Regions from separate parts of the Homo sapiens genome. Here region 1 is linked to region 2. A link is an interaction called in ENCODE POLR2A ChIA-PET data of the cell type or tissue named here. Cell type or tissue: PC-3. All regions are shown on one strand. Region 1 holds the start of USP54 (ubiquitin specific peptidase 54). Region 2 overlaps PPP3CB (protein phosphatase 3 catalytic subunit beta).

Evidence for each region. Peaks named below come from ENCODE experiments on the same cell type or tissue, not always from the same donor. Only the 100,000 strongest peaks of a DNase experiment are listed, where the experiment ranks them.
Region 1: POLR2A ChIA-PET joins it to region 2 with 14 read pairs; 3 of 35 experiments call an interaction of 5 or more read pairs at or near these places.

What each region holds. Positions count from the first base shown.
Region 1 is chr10:73,588,317-73,596,316 of GRCh38, reverse strand. It overlaps USP54 (ubiquitin specific peptidase 54), which reads left to right and starts at 4,975. Exons shown (of 24, transcript NM_001391956.1): 1 at 4,975-5,039. RefSeq lists an enhancer at 3,942-4,692. In PC-3, CTCF peaks have their summits at 3,563 and 3,768; DNase peaks (open chromatin) are centred at 4,216, 4,856 and 6,586; H3K4me3 peaks cover 1,509 bases; H3K27ac peaks cover 2,435 bases.
Region 2 is chr10:73,466,622-73,474,621 of GRCh38, reverse strand. It overlaps PPP3CB (protein phosphatase 3 catalytic subunit beta), which reads left to right. Exons shown (of 14, transcript NM_021132.4): 5 at 3,009-3,154; 6 at 3,413-3,552; 7 at 3,658-3,735; 8 at 3,841-3,935; 9 at 6,944-7,069. Among named protein-coding and RNA genes, the nearest start is that of PPP3CB-AS1, 25 kb to the left of the region's middle. In PC-3, no CTCF peak of the experiment used is centred here; no DNase peak of the experiment used is centred here.

The sequences.
Region 1 (8,000 bases), 120 kb before region 2:
CAAACTGCTGGGATTACAGGTGTGAGCCACCGTGCCCAGCCTAATTTTTGTATTTTTAGTAGAGATGGGGTTTCACCATGTTGGTCAGGCTGGTCTTGAACTCCTGACCTCAAATGATCTGTCCACCTTGGCCTCCCAAAGTGATGGGATTATAGGCGTGAGCCACTGCACCCGGCCTGTTTTTTTTGTTTTGTTTTTTTTTTTTGAGATGGAGTCTTGGCTCTGTTGCCCAGGCTGGAGTGCGGTGGCACCATCTCAGCTCACTGCAACCTCCGCCTCCTGGGTTCAAGCGATTCTCCTGCCTCAACCTCCTGAGTAGCTGGGATTACAGGCACACGCCACCATGCCCAGCTAATTGTTGTATTTTTAGTCAAGACGGGTTTTTCACCATGTTGGCCAGGCTGGTCTCAAAATCCTAACCTCAAGAGATCCGCCTGCCTTGGCCTCTCAAAGTGTTGGGATTACAGGCGTGAGCCACCGCGCCCGGCTGATTACTTTCTGTAAGACTAGCATTTAGGTAATTCTTTGGTGTGCTTGAGAGGGATTTTCATACTCTTCTTGCTTTCTAGGAGCTTTAAGTCCAGTCCAAGACTTTTAAAAACCCTTGTTCTATAGACAGGGTGGTTAATGTTCATAATGACATAATGCTATTTGATATACTTTTTAGAATTATGCAAGATATAGTTAAATAAATGAATTTAAACAATAATGATGCTATAATTAGAAGCCCAAATGTGTGGCCCCTATCTCCCTCTCTTCTTTAGAGTCCATTTATATGAGAAATATAGAGATTTCTTGTATGATTTTGCTGCTCAGGTCTGTGATTAACAGCCAAAGTTTCTCCAAAATGTATTCTTTGGATCAGTTTTTTTCTCTTCCCTCTACCCTTTCTGCAATATTCCTCTTCTCAGTAATGCATACTTGAGTGAAACAACCAGCTCTTTAAGGTACACATGCTCTGCCAACATTGTGAATAAATCTCAGAATAAAAACTAGAGTCACCTCTGATTGCACAGGGATTGCACCTGTGACTAGCCACTGCACTCCAGCCTGGGCAACATAGTGAGACTCTGTCTTTAAAAGAAAACACCAGTGGGGCTTGGTGGCTCACGCCTGTAATCCCAGCACTTTGGGAGGCTGAGGTGGGTGGATCACCTGAGGTCAGGAGTTTGAGACCAGCCTCGCCAACATGGTGAAACTCCATCTCTACTCAAAATACAAAAATTAGCCAGGTGTGGTGGTGTGCACCTGTAATCCCAGCTACTCTGGAGGCTGAGGTAGGAGAATCACTTGAACCCGGGAGGCAGAGATTGCAGTGAGCTGAGATTATGGCACTATACTCCAGCCTGGGTGACAGAGTGAGACTCTGTCTTCAAACAAAACCAAGATTAAAAAAAAAAAGTTAAAAAAAAACCCACTAGACTCAAATTAGTTATGTAGTTTTCCCTGTTTTTCATCTACTTCATGGTATATTCTTCCTTACAACCTAGAGTCAAAGGCTAGAATATTTTCTCTTAGGTTCCTTATTAGCTAAGATCAAGTCCGTCTCTAATTTTTGTTTGCTAGAACTCCAGTTTAACAGCTCTGAATTAAGCTTCCCCTCTCCCCAGGATCAAATGATAAAGGCTTTCATTTGATATAAAGCAGTCTCTTCCCCACCCCTCCCCACCCCAATCCTCCAGTTTATTTAAAAGTCTCAGCCTAGGTAACATACTAAGACCCTGTCTCCAAAAATCTTTAAAAAATTAGCTGGGTCTGGTTGTACACACCTGTAGTCCCAGCTACTCGGGAGGCTGAGGGTAGAAGATTGCATGAACCCAGGAATTTGAGGGTTCAGTGAGCTGTGATCACACCACTGCATCCAGCCTGGGCAACAGAGGAAGAACCTGTCTCTTAAAAAGTTCCCAAATTTTGTCACTACATTCTAAAATCTAGAGTCTTTTATTGGCTGGGCACAGTGGCTCACACCTGTAATCCCAGCACTTTGAGAGGCTGAGTCAGGTGGATCACTTGAGGTCAGGAGTTCGAGACCAGTCTGGCCAACATGGTGAAGCCCCATCTCTACTAAAAATACAAAAACTAGCTGGGTGTAGTGGCACCTACCTGTAATCCCAGCTACTGAAGAGGCTGAAGCAGGAGAATCACTTGAACCTGGGAAGTGGAGGTTGCAGTGAACCGAGATCGTGTCACTGCACTCCAGCCTGGGTGACAGAGCAAGACTTGGACTCAAAAAAAAAAAGAGTCTTTTATTTTCCAATCTCGTGTTCCTACTGCGGAGCCACTCAGTTCCTGCCTTTACTGCCGACATCAGCATTATCATTAGCATCTCAGAAATAAAAGACAATGATGGTTTGACTTTGGGGTTACTCCAGAGGGAGTTATTTTGGTTTTTCTTAGAGAAATCCTCTGTTTCTCTTTTATGACTTTTAAGAGAAGCAAAATGTTCTTTCAATGCATTGAACATTCTGTTGTACCTTACTCTATTTGCTAGTAGAAACCAATAATGAAAAGCTACGGAATGTGACCAAATAGGACTTTTCAGCCTGTGCTTTTCCATTACCCTCCCCACTACCCTCCAAGGATTTTTCTTGATTGATTTACTCAAATCCTAAATATTGTTTCTCCTTGCTAATAATATTTATATTTTTTCAGAGACCTTTGTCTATTCTGGTCTAAGGTGGACCTATTGTGGTGTTACATATTCCCTGCAAAGTACTTGAAAAATATGACTTGTTAAGTTTTGTTGAAGCACAGTTTTACAAAGTACTGTTGTAACTAGTCATCCAACTTTAGAATACCTGAACATTTAAACTAAAACCCTATTTTAAAAAATAATAATCTGAAACACTATGTATCACTCTCCCTCTTGACGTAGTTAGCAATCATGTACCCAAAACCTTTTCTTTCTATTTTTATTTTTCCTTTTTTTTTTTTTTTTTTGAGACAGGGTCTTGCTCTGTGGCCCAGACTGGAGTGCAGCGACACAATCACTGCTCACTGGGGCCTTGACCTCCTGGGCTCAAGGGATCCTCCCACCTCAGCCTGGAGTAACTGGGACCAGAGAGGTGCGTGCCACCACACCAGGCTAATTAAAAACTTTCTTTCTTTCTTTTTTTTTTTTGTAGAGAAGGGGCCTCCCTGTGTTGCCCAGGCTGGTCTTGAACTCCTGGGCTCAAATGATCCTCCCGCAATGGCCTCCCAAAATGCTGGGATTACAGGCGTGAGCCCCTGCACCCGGCCTATAAAACCTTTTCTACAGGCAGTTTGACACTCACCTAACAAAAACTTGTAGTTACCCAATTTATTTTGAATGGCGAAGCCCAGTGGTTGATACAGGGTTCTCTTTCTATTTGGCACAGAACCTCTTGTGCAGTCTTGAAGAGGGAATAAGAAATGTCTGAAAATAACTTATGCAAGGCAGAATGTGAGTATCATAGCAGAGTTTTATGGGAGGTGTTTTCTGAGGGGCCTCTGGAGAGATTACAATCTATTAGAGTGAGATTTCCCTGTGGATCACTTCCCTTACCTGGATGAGACATGAAAAGTAATGTTGTCTAGTTGTAATCAGGGTTGAAGCTCTGTAACTCTGTCCCAGTACTCTAGTTTTATTTGATTAGTTTCACAATGAATATATACCTATATTTTAATGACTTGATTGAAGAGCTTGGTCTTGATGTTTGTATGTCTTTATTTGCAGTCAGCACTTATCAGTAGAAATTTTGTGTTTCACACTTTGAAATGGCATTACTACCTCCTCCTCCACCTAGCACCACTAGGAGACCTGAGTTAGAATGCTAATGGTTAACAAGAAAAGCAACAGTATCTTTTTTTTTTTTTTTTTTTTTGTGGCACTTTCCTTGTGGCCAAAGGACTACTTCAATTTAATATACTGTATTGTTAAAATGTAAGAGCTTAATTAGTTTTGGACATTGCCCATGTTTGTTAAATTTTACCAATAAATCTTAATTACATCTTTTTTTTAGTCAACTCGTATATTTTCTCTCAACCTATAGAAACACAACAGACCTTCATATTTGGCAAGGATTCTGCTGATGAGTTTTTTTCATCAGTATGCTTATAAAACAACTTCTTTCAATAAAACTGTTTTATAACCTCAGGTAATACATAGAAGGGTGTGTGTTGGTCCTCTGGGGCCTTTGTGCCCTGCCTGCAAATGCAAGTTCTCGGTTGACTGATCACATGTTTGGGGGTGGGACTCTGCCTGCTGTTTGTTCTTGGTGATGTAACTAGGTCTCTTCCCCGAGAGAGGGGTGGAGATCTTTCCCTGTTGTGGACTTTGGGGTTGAGAACCCTTAGATCCCAAGCATTTTAAAATTGACTCAGTAGATTCCAATGGCTCAGTTTAAATAATAATTTTCTTTAATAGTGTGGCTCGTTTAAGACAGTTGGAGGAGTTTTGCCTATTAAAATGATTTGATTTAATTTAAGCCCAGTCTTGGAATTCTGAATTAGGGATTCCAACAATAACATTGTTTTGATTATTCTGTAAACAACTACAAAAATGTTGTCTTCTCGTGCTCCTTTTGACTGCAGTGCAAAGGAATTTTTTTGTGGGGGACTGGCCCTTCTTTGGAAGCAGCAGCCACCCTGCAAACCTTATTGTTTAATGACCTTTGTCATCAGGAATGCCCCAGGAAACAGCTTCATAATTGTTTTTCTTAAGCCTCAGGTGAAGTTTGTGATAACGTCCTTTCAAGTTACTTTTGGTTAGTTTCTTAAGTTTACTTTGTTTTTAATTGGAAGCTCCACCTTTTTAACTTTGTCATGAATTGTCAGTGCTGAGTTCCTGGTAGTTGGTAAAAAGAATTGCCTTCTCTCTGATATCCTGTTCTGCGGGAAGTCCTTGTGGTTTAGATTCACAGTTTCTCATTGTTGCTAGCTACAGTCGTCTCCTCCCTCCTAGCCTTCCCTCCCCACAGCTCTAGCTATTCCCATATCCCTCCCCATTCTTGTATCACTTGCCCCACAGATACCCTCGTGATTAGAGGTCTTTTGCTGGAGGTTGACTGTGCTGTCTGGTAAGTATTGTAGTTGTTGTGGTAAAAACAGATAGATAGAAGATTCAGGAACCGGTTAGTTTTTGTGAAGTTTTCTTTCTTTTAAAAAAAATATTCCCAAGCACTGATTAATAAGCTATTTCTTTTAATAGCAGTAGATTAAACTTTGAAATTGAGATTTTAGGACTCTCAACTTTCAAGAGGCATCTTTCAAGCTGTTGTTTGTGCTCTTTCCCCCTCCTCTCTGTTACAATTATTAGATTTTGGAGATTTCATATTTTTTCCAAAAAAAAAAAATTCATAGATTTTCTTGAGTTCCTTAGAATTAAAGGCAAGAATTGTGGATTTAGTATTTTAAATTTCCTTCAAACAGAAGAAGGTTATTTGTGATTTCTTTATACCTATTTTCAGTATTAACATACTGGTTAAAGTAGTAATGAAGAAAAAAGAGCCTATTTTGTGGCTAAATTGGAAAGTAGCTGAATGATTCTTTTTTCCTATCAGCAGAATAGTGTTGGCAAAATCCACTAAGATTTTGGCAATATGTTGTCAATTCTAAGAGATGGTTTGCCAAGTACTTCAGGTTAACAGATGCTTCTGGGAATGATTTTTGGGAAGTTAGATAAATTTGTTCATTAGCACCTGCTTCCTTGAGGCATGAGGCCTATGATCCTTTTGAAAGTAAAATATTTAATATTTGATATTTAGATTGAGTCAAATATCACTTTCATAATGGGCTATTTCCTTGCGTTTTGTGTTTTGAGCTTCTAAGAATATTTGTGTGTGTATTAAAAAAAAATTTTTTTTTGGATACTGGATGGTTGATACTTTGGTATTTCAAGCAGTTATAAGTGATGAGCTTTGGATTCTCCCAAACTACTGCTAGTTAGAAGTCATCTTTATGGTAGATGATGTGAGAGGAAACTTGTTTCTGGGATTTCATTGCTGTTCAGTTGAGGCACTTATTCAAATGATGGTTGTATTCGTACAGTAATGATTTCTTGAGCTCCTAATATGAGGTAAGTGCTGGGTCCTTGCTAAGTGCTTTGCATTTACTTCTAATTCCCAGTACAACCTGGCCAGGTAGTAGTATTGTCCCTCTACAAAGCGGCTATACATAGGTAGAAAGAACATGGGTTTTCTTTCCTGCAAAGTGAGAAAAATAATCACTATTTGGCAGGTTAATTGTGAGAATTAGAGGATATACCATGTGTCCAGTGCCTAGCGCAGTGCCAAACATGTAGTTTGTATTCACTAAGTGGGCTACCATTATTATAATTTTACACCTGATGAAAGAGGATAAGTAATCTGCTGAAGGTCACTCAATTGTAAGTGGTAGAGCTAGGATGTGAACTGGCTCAAAGTGTGAAGTCTGGTAGCATGTTTTCATTTGAGTATTGTAAAGGCTGTTAGAGTAGATTTCATTCCTTCTCATCCCTTCACCTCCTGCCCCTACAGAGGAAATCTTCTTTATAGATATTCTCCTTTCTTTGGTATCCTCTGTCGCCCTCCCAGTCAGTCATGTGCTTGCTCTCTCACACTGGAGTTGCTTGTGCCATTCAGTACCAGTGTTCTCCCAACAGAAATGAGTCAAGCCAGTGCTGTCAGTTTGCTTCCCCTCCTTTTTTCCTCTTGTTGATAGCACTGTCATACTTTCATTATTGTTTGTACTGAAATAATTTGAGTACGGGTATATTTATAATGATTAATAAATAATGCATTGATGGAATCAAGTGTTTAAAAAGTCTTAGTGATTCATAAAATTCGGGATAAAAATCTCTGGTTCTAAATGATTAAATCAGAAGGTTATTATATAGGGTAACTTTCTGGAACTCATTGTTTTGCTATCCAGGGGCCTAATAAATTGCTATTGATTTTTGTTCCTTTAACCACTGCTATTACTAGTTTGCTACTATTGGCAGTAGGGTTTAGAAAGAACATTTCGTTTGTCCTACTGACCATAAAATAGAGTATCTTTCTTCTGTAGACCTTTTGGAAGCGCAAGGTATGATTTAGATGCGATATGATTTTGGCAGGAGATTCAGGGACAAGCTAAAGAGCTGTTTGGTTATGCCTGTAACTGAGTTATCTCTAAACGGAAAAATGTGAGTTTGATTGGTCTCATGAAACTTAGTTCTTCATTTATTTGTTTAACAAGGAATGAGCATTTGTTGAGTGTAAGGCAATGTAACTTTCTACCTTGTATTCTAATAAAGTATTGATATACTGGTTAAATATTGATTCATGATGTTCCTGGGAGGGAGAGAGAAGTCCCAGTTGGTGTGGAGAGGTATTTAAAAAGACAATCATTTGGGAAATGAATTAATGTAAATGACTGCTCCTTCCTGCTGATGTATGACTATTAGTAGTTCCTATCACTGTAAGTAGCCAGTGGTATGACTTCTTCAAATAGGTTTGCTCAGTGGAAAAGATTGCTAGTATTAGGTAGGACTGGGAAGATGGGAGGAGCATTCGTTGATTGAGAAATACAAAAAACAAAGTAACTGGGCATGTGCACAGAACAAATCTTTTTGTATGTTTTAAGGGTAGATGAGGTTGGAAATGTGCAGGGGATAAGATTGTGGAAGGCCATTCAAAGCCAGAGTTTTGGCTGTATTTTGTCACTGAAGTTTTCTAAGCTAATTGTGATTCATCAGTTTGCTTTTGCAATATTGTATAGATGGGATTAGAGAGGAAAGAATAGTTAGAAAGTTTCTGCAATAGTCTGGGTGAATTGTATTGAGAATGCACTGGTTTTAGAATACATTTTTCCCAGGCTGGGCGCGGTGGCTCACGCCTGTAATCGCAGCACTTTGGGAGGCTGAGGTGGGCGGATCGCTTGAGGTCAGGAGTTTGAGACCAGCCTGGCCAACATGGTGAAACCCCATCTTTACTAAAAATACAAAAATTAGCTGGGCGTGGTGGCACACACCTGTAATCCCAGCCACTATGGATGGAGGCTGAGACAGGAGAATTGCTTGA
Region 2 (8,000 bases):
CCAAAAATACAAAAAAAAAAAATTAGCTGGGTGTGGCGGCACACTCTTGTAGTCCCAGCTGCTCAGGAGGCTGAGGTGGGAGGATCGCTTGAGCCTGGGAATCGGAGGTCATAGTGAGCTGAGATCATGCCACTGCACGGACAATTGCCTGGGCAATAGAGTCAGACCCTGTCTCAAAAAAAAAAATTTTTTTTCATTTCAGAATTTCTTATTATGTTTAACTTTTACAAACATACTTAGAGTTTTATATATAAGTTTTAATGTTACAATTAATTTTTCTAAGCCAGGCACGGTAGCTCACGCTTGTAATCCCAGCACTTTGGGAGGCCGAGGCGGGTGGATCACCTGAGGTCAGGAGTTCAAGACCAGCCTGGCCAACACGGCAAAACCCCATCTCCTAAAAATACAAAAATTAGCCAGGCGTGGTGACATGTGCCTGTAATCCCAGGTACTCAGGAGGCTGAGGCAGGAGAATCACTTGAACCTGGGAGGCGGAGGTTGCAGTGAGCCGAGATCGCGCCATTGTACTCCAGCCTGGGCAACAAGAGCGAAACTCTGTCTCAGGAAAAAAAAATGTATATATTTTTTCTAACAGGAAAAAATAAAAACCAAAAGAAAAAAATGTTATTTTGCATTGGAGATTTTTGTCCTTCAATCTTGAGGCATTCCTGTGAGGAATCCTAACAAATTGTTTATCCTGTTACCATTGCAGATCATTTCAATCATGCTATTAATGATTGAAATTCTTCTTAAAATTTTTTTGTTTTTTTAAATATCATTGTTTTAAGACTAGTCAGGTACAGTTGGTGAAATTCTTAACCTGCAATGTTTATCCCTTTTCTCTCTCAAATTATTATAGCAATGGTAATCTAATACCTGTAAGTAACCATATGTTACAGAACAAGATTAGGCCTTTTTCACACCTCAAACCTTTGTGCTTTTTTATTATTTTTGTTATTTTTATTTTTTTTTTGAGACAGTCTCGCTCTGTCGCCCTGGCTGGAGTGCAGTGGTACAATCTCGGCTCACAGCAACCTCCTCCCGGGTTCAAGTATTCTCCTGCCTTAGCCTCCCAAGTAGCTGAAATTACAGGCATGCGCCACCACGTCCTGCTAATTTTTGTATTTTTGGTAGAGGCGGTGTTTCACCATGTTGGCCAGGCTGGTCTCTTAACTCCTGACCTCAAGTAATCCACCTGCCTCGTCCTCCCAAAGTGCTGGGATTACAGGTGTGAACCACCGCATCTGGCCTGCCTTTGTGCTTTTTAAGTTAATATTTATGACTGTATTAAGTAGAGTTAAATTCTAAAAGCAGAAATAATTTCAACGTTTTGAGACTCAAAACATGATCCAATAAAGGTCATACTAAGTAGAGACTTGCAGCAACAGGAGAAAAATACAGTGATGGGTAGTGGCAGAAGTGGCATACTCTTATAACTTCAAGGATCAGGCAGTTAACCTAAATGAGTAAGATAAGACCTGGAAAGTGCATGCTTGACCTAAAAGCAGTCAAATTAGAATTTTTATTAAACCACAGTGCTAGAAAACAGAGTCGTTAGCAGACTGCCAGTGTAGAATCTCTGGTTGCTGGATATATATATAGTTTTTTTAATATTTGAATATTACAGTATTAAAACAGGAAATAGGAACTAAGTTCTTTTTCTTTGCCTAGATAAATAACAAACCACCTACCAAAATCTCATCAAAACCAAAATAGGAATTTAAAGTTGTAAAGGAGCAAATGAAAGTGCATGATATCTCTCTAAAAGTAAATGATAGTTTGATTTGGTAGAGTTTTGTCTTTCTTGTGTTTCTATATTGGCTTCCTGCTTCACTGCCCATTTTAAAGTATTCATTGTAGGCAAGAGGAACCCCTCAGCTTTTCTGACATGAGCATGCTATTATCTTTTATTTTTCAGAAAAAATGGATGAACCTTGAATTTTGTTGTGATGATGTAGTCATCTTGCCTGTAATAAGAATAAAGTAGTCATTGACTCTTAGAATAAAATAAAGCAAGTATTAAAATGATTTTAACCTCAAGTACAGTTCTAATTTTGCCTTATTTGGCCGATAAAGGTGAAGGGTTGAGCTGTTTTTAAGAGATTTCTTTCTTTTTTTTTTTTTTTTGAGACAGAGTCTTGCTCTGTCGCCCAGGCTGGAGTGCAAGTGGCACGATCTCGGCCCACTGCAGCCTCCACCTCCTGGGTTCAAGTGATTCTTGTTCCTCACCCATTGAGTCTCTGGGATTACAGGTGCACACCAGCATGCCTGGCTAATTTTTGTATTTTTAGTAGAGACAGTGTTCTGCCATGTTGGCCAGACTGGTCTCAAACTCCTGGCCTCAAGCGATCTGCCTGCTTTGGCCTGTCAAAGTGCTGGGATTACAGGCGTGAGCCACCGTGCCTGGCCTGTTTTTAGAGATTTGACTGACTTATTTTTAACAATACGTGATGACTTTTCTGTCATCCAAAATAATTTTAGAGAGCAAATATTTTGCTTCATAAGACATAACATCATCGAGAATAATTTTAGAGAGAGCAAATATTTTGTCTTCATAAGACAGATAACTTTGCATATTTTTGTTGATTCTTATAGGGGAAGATGCTTTCCTTAAAAAAATTGTGTGCAGTAAGATTTATTCTCTGTGGTATTTACTTCTGTGACTTTTGACACTGCATAGAGTTGCCCACTACCACTATCATGATACAGAAAAGTTTTATCATGCCATAAGTTCTCTCTTGCTACCTTTTTATAGTCACCCCTTCACTCACTCTGAAGCCCTGGCCACCACTTTGCTGTTTACTGTCTATAATTTTCTTGCCATCTGTCTGTCTGTCTGTCTGGGCTATTACTACAGTTGAAACTGTAACTATCTCAATTTCATTATAAATAGCTATAAGATATAAAGGAGGGGAGAGAACAAGAAATAAAAATCTAATATATATGTTTTTAAAATGGTCACACCACCACCAGTAATGTAATTTTCAATTAGTTTTTTGTTTTTCTAGGTAAAATTAAGTATTCGGAAAGAGTCTATGAAGCTTGTATGGAAGCTTTTGATAGTTTGCCTCTTGCTGCACTTTTAAACCAACAGTTTCTTTGTGTTCATGGTGGACTTTCACCAGAAATACACACACTGGATGATATTAGGAGAGTAAGTATATATTTTACTTCCGAGATTGATTTCTATTTATAGTACATTGTTGAGTAGAGCAGAAGTTTCAAACTTCACTTCACTGCCAAGATTAGGTAATAGTAAAAATTAGTATACTGATATCTTAAGGAAATAACTTCTGTTTATTCACAATAATATAGTATGAACTGTATTCAAAGTTGGTATCGTTTTCCTATGCACATTTTATCCTTACTTTTTGATGAGTTACTTCTGTTCTTTCTTTTCTTTCTTTCACAGTTAGATAGATTCAAAGAGCCACCTGCATTTGGACCAATGTGTGACTTGTTATGGTCCGATCCTTCTGAAGATTTTGGAAATGAAAAATCACAGGAACATTTTAGTCACAATACAGTTCGAGGATGTTCTTATTTTTATAAGTAAGGAAAAATATCCAAGATTAATCACATTTTAGTTGTTAACATAGCATATGCTTCATACAGAAAAGCCATTATTTTACTTAATTTACTCTTTTTCCCCCACAGCTATCCAGCAGTGTGTGAATTTTTGCAAAACAATAATTTGTTATCGATTATTAGAGCTCATGAAGCTCAAGATGCAGGGTAAGAATTCTGTTTCCCTGACCCAAATTAACACCTAAAATATAAATCAAACTTAGTAACCATGATTGATGCTTTACGATGCATATTAAGCTATTTGTTTTGCAGCTATAGAATGTACAGAAAAAGTCAAACTACAGGGTTCCCTTCATTAATAACAATTTTTTCGGCACCTAATTACTTAGATGTCTACAATAATAAAGGTAAGATATTGTTGATAAAAAAAATTGTTAAACAACTTAGTATTTTAATTGACTTTTTTTAATATAATAAAAAAGGGGTGTTGTTTGAAACTATTAGTATCCAGATTTCTTTATAAATAACTGTAAGATGGAGGGGAGAGAACAATAAATAAAAATCCAAAATGTGAAACTAAGTAATATGTAACCCCATTCCACAACTTGTCTCTTGGAAAAGCCATTTTGTAAAACGTGCTCTGAGTTAAGTGCATCAAGCAAAACCAAACATGATTTTCTCAAACTCCCCTTTCTTAAATCTTTTCCCTTATTGAGGATGTTTTCTTATTTGTATAAAGCTGCTGCTGCTTTGATGATTTTATTTGCACTGTCTACTTGTTTAGTTTATCATGTTTCTTGTTTTATGTTCACTGATCTAGGTTCTCTTTCCCTTTCTTATTTCCTTCTTTTACCTCCACAGTCTTATCACTGCCCCATGAAGATTTGTATTTGAGCTTTTTTTTAATTAATTCAGTTTCATCTCATTTGAGGGATACATTCTTCTCTTTATTTTTACTGCTTTTTTCCTTTGCCTTCCGTTCCAGAGATTTTCATTTCCCCACCTTCCCTGAAAATTTGACCTGTCTATAGTAATTGGATTTCATTTTATTTTGAATACAGTTTATTGACAGAAAGTGCCAAAGGGTCTTAATCTAGTTAAGTGTGTGCCAAGGACATTGAAGATGAGATTGGGTATGTTTATGTAGTTTACATCTTTGGAAGATGATATTAAGAGGCCAGCTTCTCTTCTGTCTTGACATGTCTGGAATTCAGTTGACTATGCCATAGCTTCAGGATCAGACTGGAGTGGATGTGCCAAGAGGAAAGAACAGAAGGTTAAAGACTTTAAAAAGGACATTTAGAGAGAGAATGAGGTCATTGCTAAATAAGGGTCATGGTGTAAGTTCAAAAGAGGAACAGAGGAAGTTTTTTTGGATGATGAGAGGTGATGGTTAAAAGATTAAAACACTTGCCTGAGACCAAACAGTAGCATGCTGGATAACTTGGGTACAGAATATGCTACAAGAACTTACACTATAGATATCTTATGAAATATGACTTCATTTTTGAGAAGAAACATATCTAAGTTTTGATTCCATTCTTTCTCTCTCTAGACAGGGTCTCGCTCTGTTGCCCAGGCTGGAATGCAGTGGTGCAGTCTCGGCCGACTGCTACATCTGCATCCTGGGTTCAAGCAATTCTCTTGCCTCAGCCCTCCCTAATAGCTGGGATCATAGGCACCCGCCACCTCGCCCAGCTAATTTTTATATTTTTATAGAATGAGGTTTCACCATGTTCACCAGGCTTGTCTTGAACTCCTGACTTCAAGTGATCTGCCTGCCTCAGCCTCCCAAAGTGCTGCGATTATAGGCCTGAGCCACTGCGCCCCTGCCCTGATTCCATTCTCAAAAACAGAACCAAGTGTTAAATTTAACTTTCTACCAGTGCTCTAATTCCTCAACTGTGACTTCCTCTTGTTAATATTAAGGGAGCTAGTGTTCAGTGTCCAGTTGAGTACTGCCTTACTGATTGTCCTTTGTTGGTTTGACTCAGGAGGTTAAGGGATGGATTTTTTTTAGCACTTAGAAAAGAGGCTCAAACCATTGACTGTCTTATCAAAAATCAGATGTCTCTTTGTAGTCCTGAGTCTGTACATAAATAGTGTTAATGGTTTGAGTGTTTACGTTGTATGGGTATGTTTGTAATTTTTCATTCTATCCATAAGGCAATTTTCTAGATTTTTCTCTCTTTTATCCCTTACAAAAGATCTGAAAGCTTGGTATCAGCTCATAATTTTTGAGACTAATTTAAAATACTCTTTTTTCCCACTTTGAACTGATTGTCAAAACATATAATTTAAAATACTTTTATTTCAGATGGGAATTTCATATGGGAAACAAACATATACTTATTAAGTTAGTAAACAGTAACATGTAGCAGGATTACTTTTGATTCTCTATTAGCCACAATCACAAATGTTGGAATTTAACATCTGCATTTCAGTGCTTTTCATTAAAATGAAAAAAAAGTAACCATAAAATTATATCTACAAGACATTTTATACTTTTATGTATTTTCATGTGAAATGCATTGTCTGATCTTAAACTTCTGTGGTAGGCAGGGTAGACATATTAGTCCTGTTTTATAAATGAGAAACACATTAGTTGAATAATTTACCAAGCATTGCACAGCTAGTATGTGCTATAGTTTAGATGAGAATCCAGCCCTTCTAACCCAGTGTTCTATACAGTAATATAACCAGTAACTGAAATCTATGTAGGTCATTTAAGATTTTAATTATATCAACATATTGAAACATTAGATACCTGCATTTGAGATGAAAATGTTATCTCTGGATTGTTTGGTTATAATATTCTCTTTTGGTGTTTTAGTAGGATTTTTTTTCTAAACAAAGTAAAATATTTCTTTGTAGTAATTTTGTCTGATTTTCCATATTAAATGAAACAAATACATTCATACATTTATAAGTAAAATGTTCCAAATGGGTGGGATTTTTTTGTTTGCTTTATTACCATTCAGCTATCCTTTTCAGGTTGCCTGAAGCTAGAAAGATCTTAAATTCTCAATTTGTTTGAACTTTAAAAACCTAGAAAATTGCTCATTGCCATTCTGTGTTTCCTCTAAAAACTGAGTTTTCACAATTTTGGATTTAGTAAAAATGTATGTTCATCATTGGATTATAAAGTAAAACAAACATTCTGGAAAGAATCTGGAAATTTCATTAGTAATGTGAAGACCTGACTATAGTTATAGTTCTACATAACAGTGTTAAAAACAAAACCTATGTTATTATTAAAAATTAGTTCCTTCCTCCCTCTACCAGCCCTGATTCCACTCACCCCCGATCTCCCTTCCTCTTAATATTTTTCTGCTTTTATGTATTTTATATTTTTAAGGCTAATGACAAATAGTTACTTATCTATTAAGTTATTGATGTTCAACTTATCTTGCAGCTGCTGTATTAAAGTATGAAAATAATGTGATGAATATTCGACAGTTTAACTGTTCTCCACATCCTTACTGGTTGCCTAATTTTATGGATGTCTTCACGTGGTCTTTACCGTTTGTTGGAGAAAAAGGTATAATTTTTATTTTTAAAAAAAATTTGTTTTATTACTGTTACATTTACTCCAGTTTACTATCATAGGCACATACTTGCTAAAGGAAACCAAAGTCTAGTTTCACTGTGGTTACAGCTCTCCTTGTGTCAGTGGGTGTGGACATAAGAGTCTCAAAGATATTTTAGTTAGCTGTTTACAGCCCCCATGTGAGGCTGTCTGGGGGACTGGGAGAAGATTTATAAATAGCCCAATGTCTTCAGCTGTTGGATTTTCTTTTTTTTTTTTTCTTTAGCTTAAATCTTTTATGAAGGGGTGGAGAGATTGCTTTGCTTGAAATGGGCCCTTCTGCATATCTTAACACCATTTTTGGGCATTCCACCGAAATTCTTGGGGAAATTTAGTAGCCTTCATTTTAGCAATATTAGTCATTTTAATAGCTGTTCTATACTTTAAGAGAAATCATAAAGAGAAATTCAGATTGTAACCCAATATTCCTTCTCTTATATAAAAAATATGTATAAAATTTTAGTAGTGATGCCTTTCTAATTTAGAGGAACACTTGTTAGTACATAATAGGCTTTTTGAGAGAAAATAAATGCTATTTAAGAAATTCTGTTTCTGTGTTTCATTTGTAGTTCTATAGAATTCTTAGGATTTTGTTACCTATCATGTTCTTTTCCATTTTAAGTTAATTTTTTTCATAAGAAAATGCCTCAGTTTCCATATGTGGAAAATGACATTATGAGAGTACAGACATGATTATAAAACATTTTGTTCAGTATCCCCCTCTATTTTTTCTCACCTCTTCCATATTACAAAATGTTCCTTTCTGTATGAGATACGTCACTTCTGCCAAGGCAATTTGTAGTTCTGAAATTCAGAATTAATACTTAAACTGTGTATGTTAAACAGGTTTTCTGCAGATTGCATTTGGTGTTCTTCATTTACT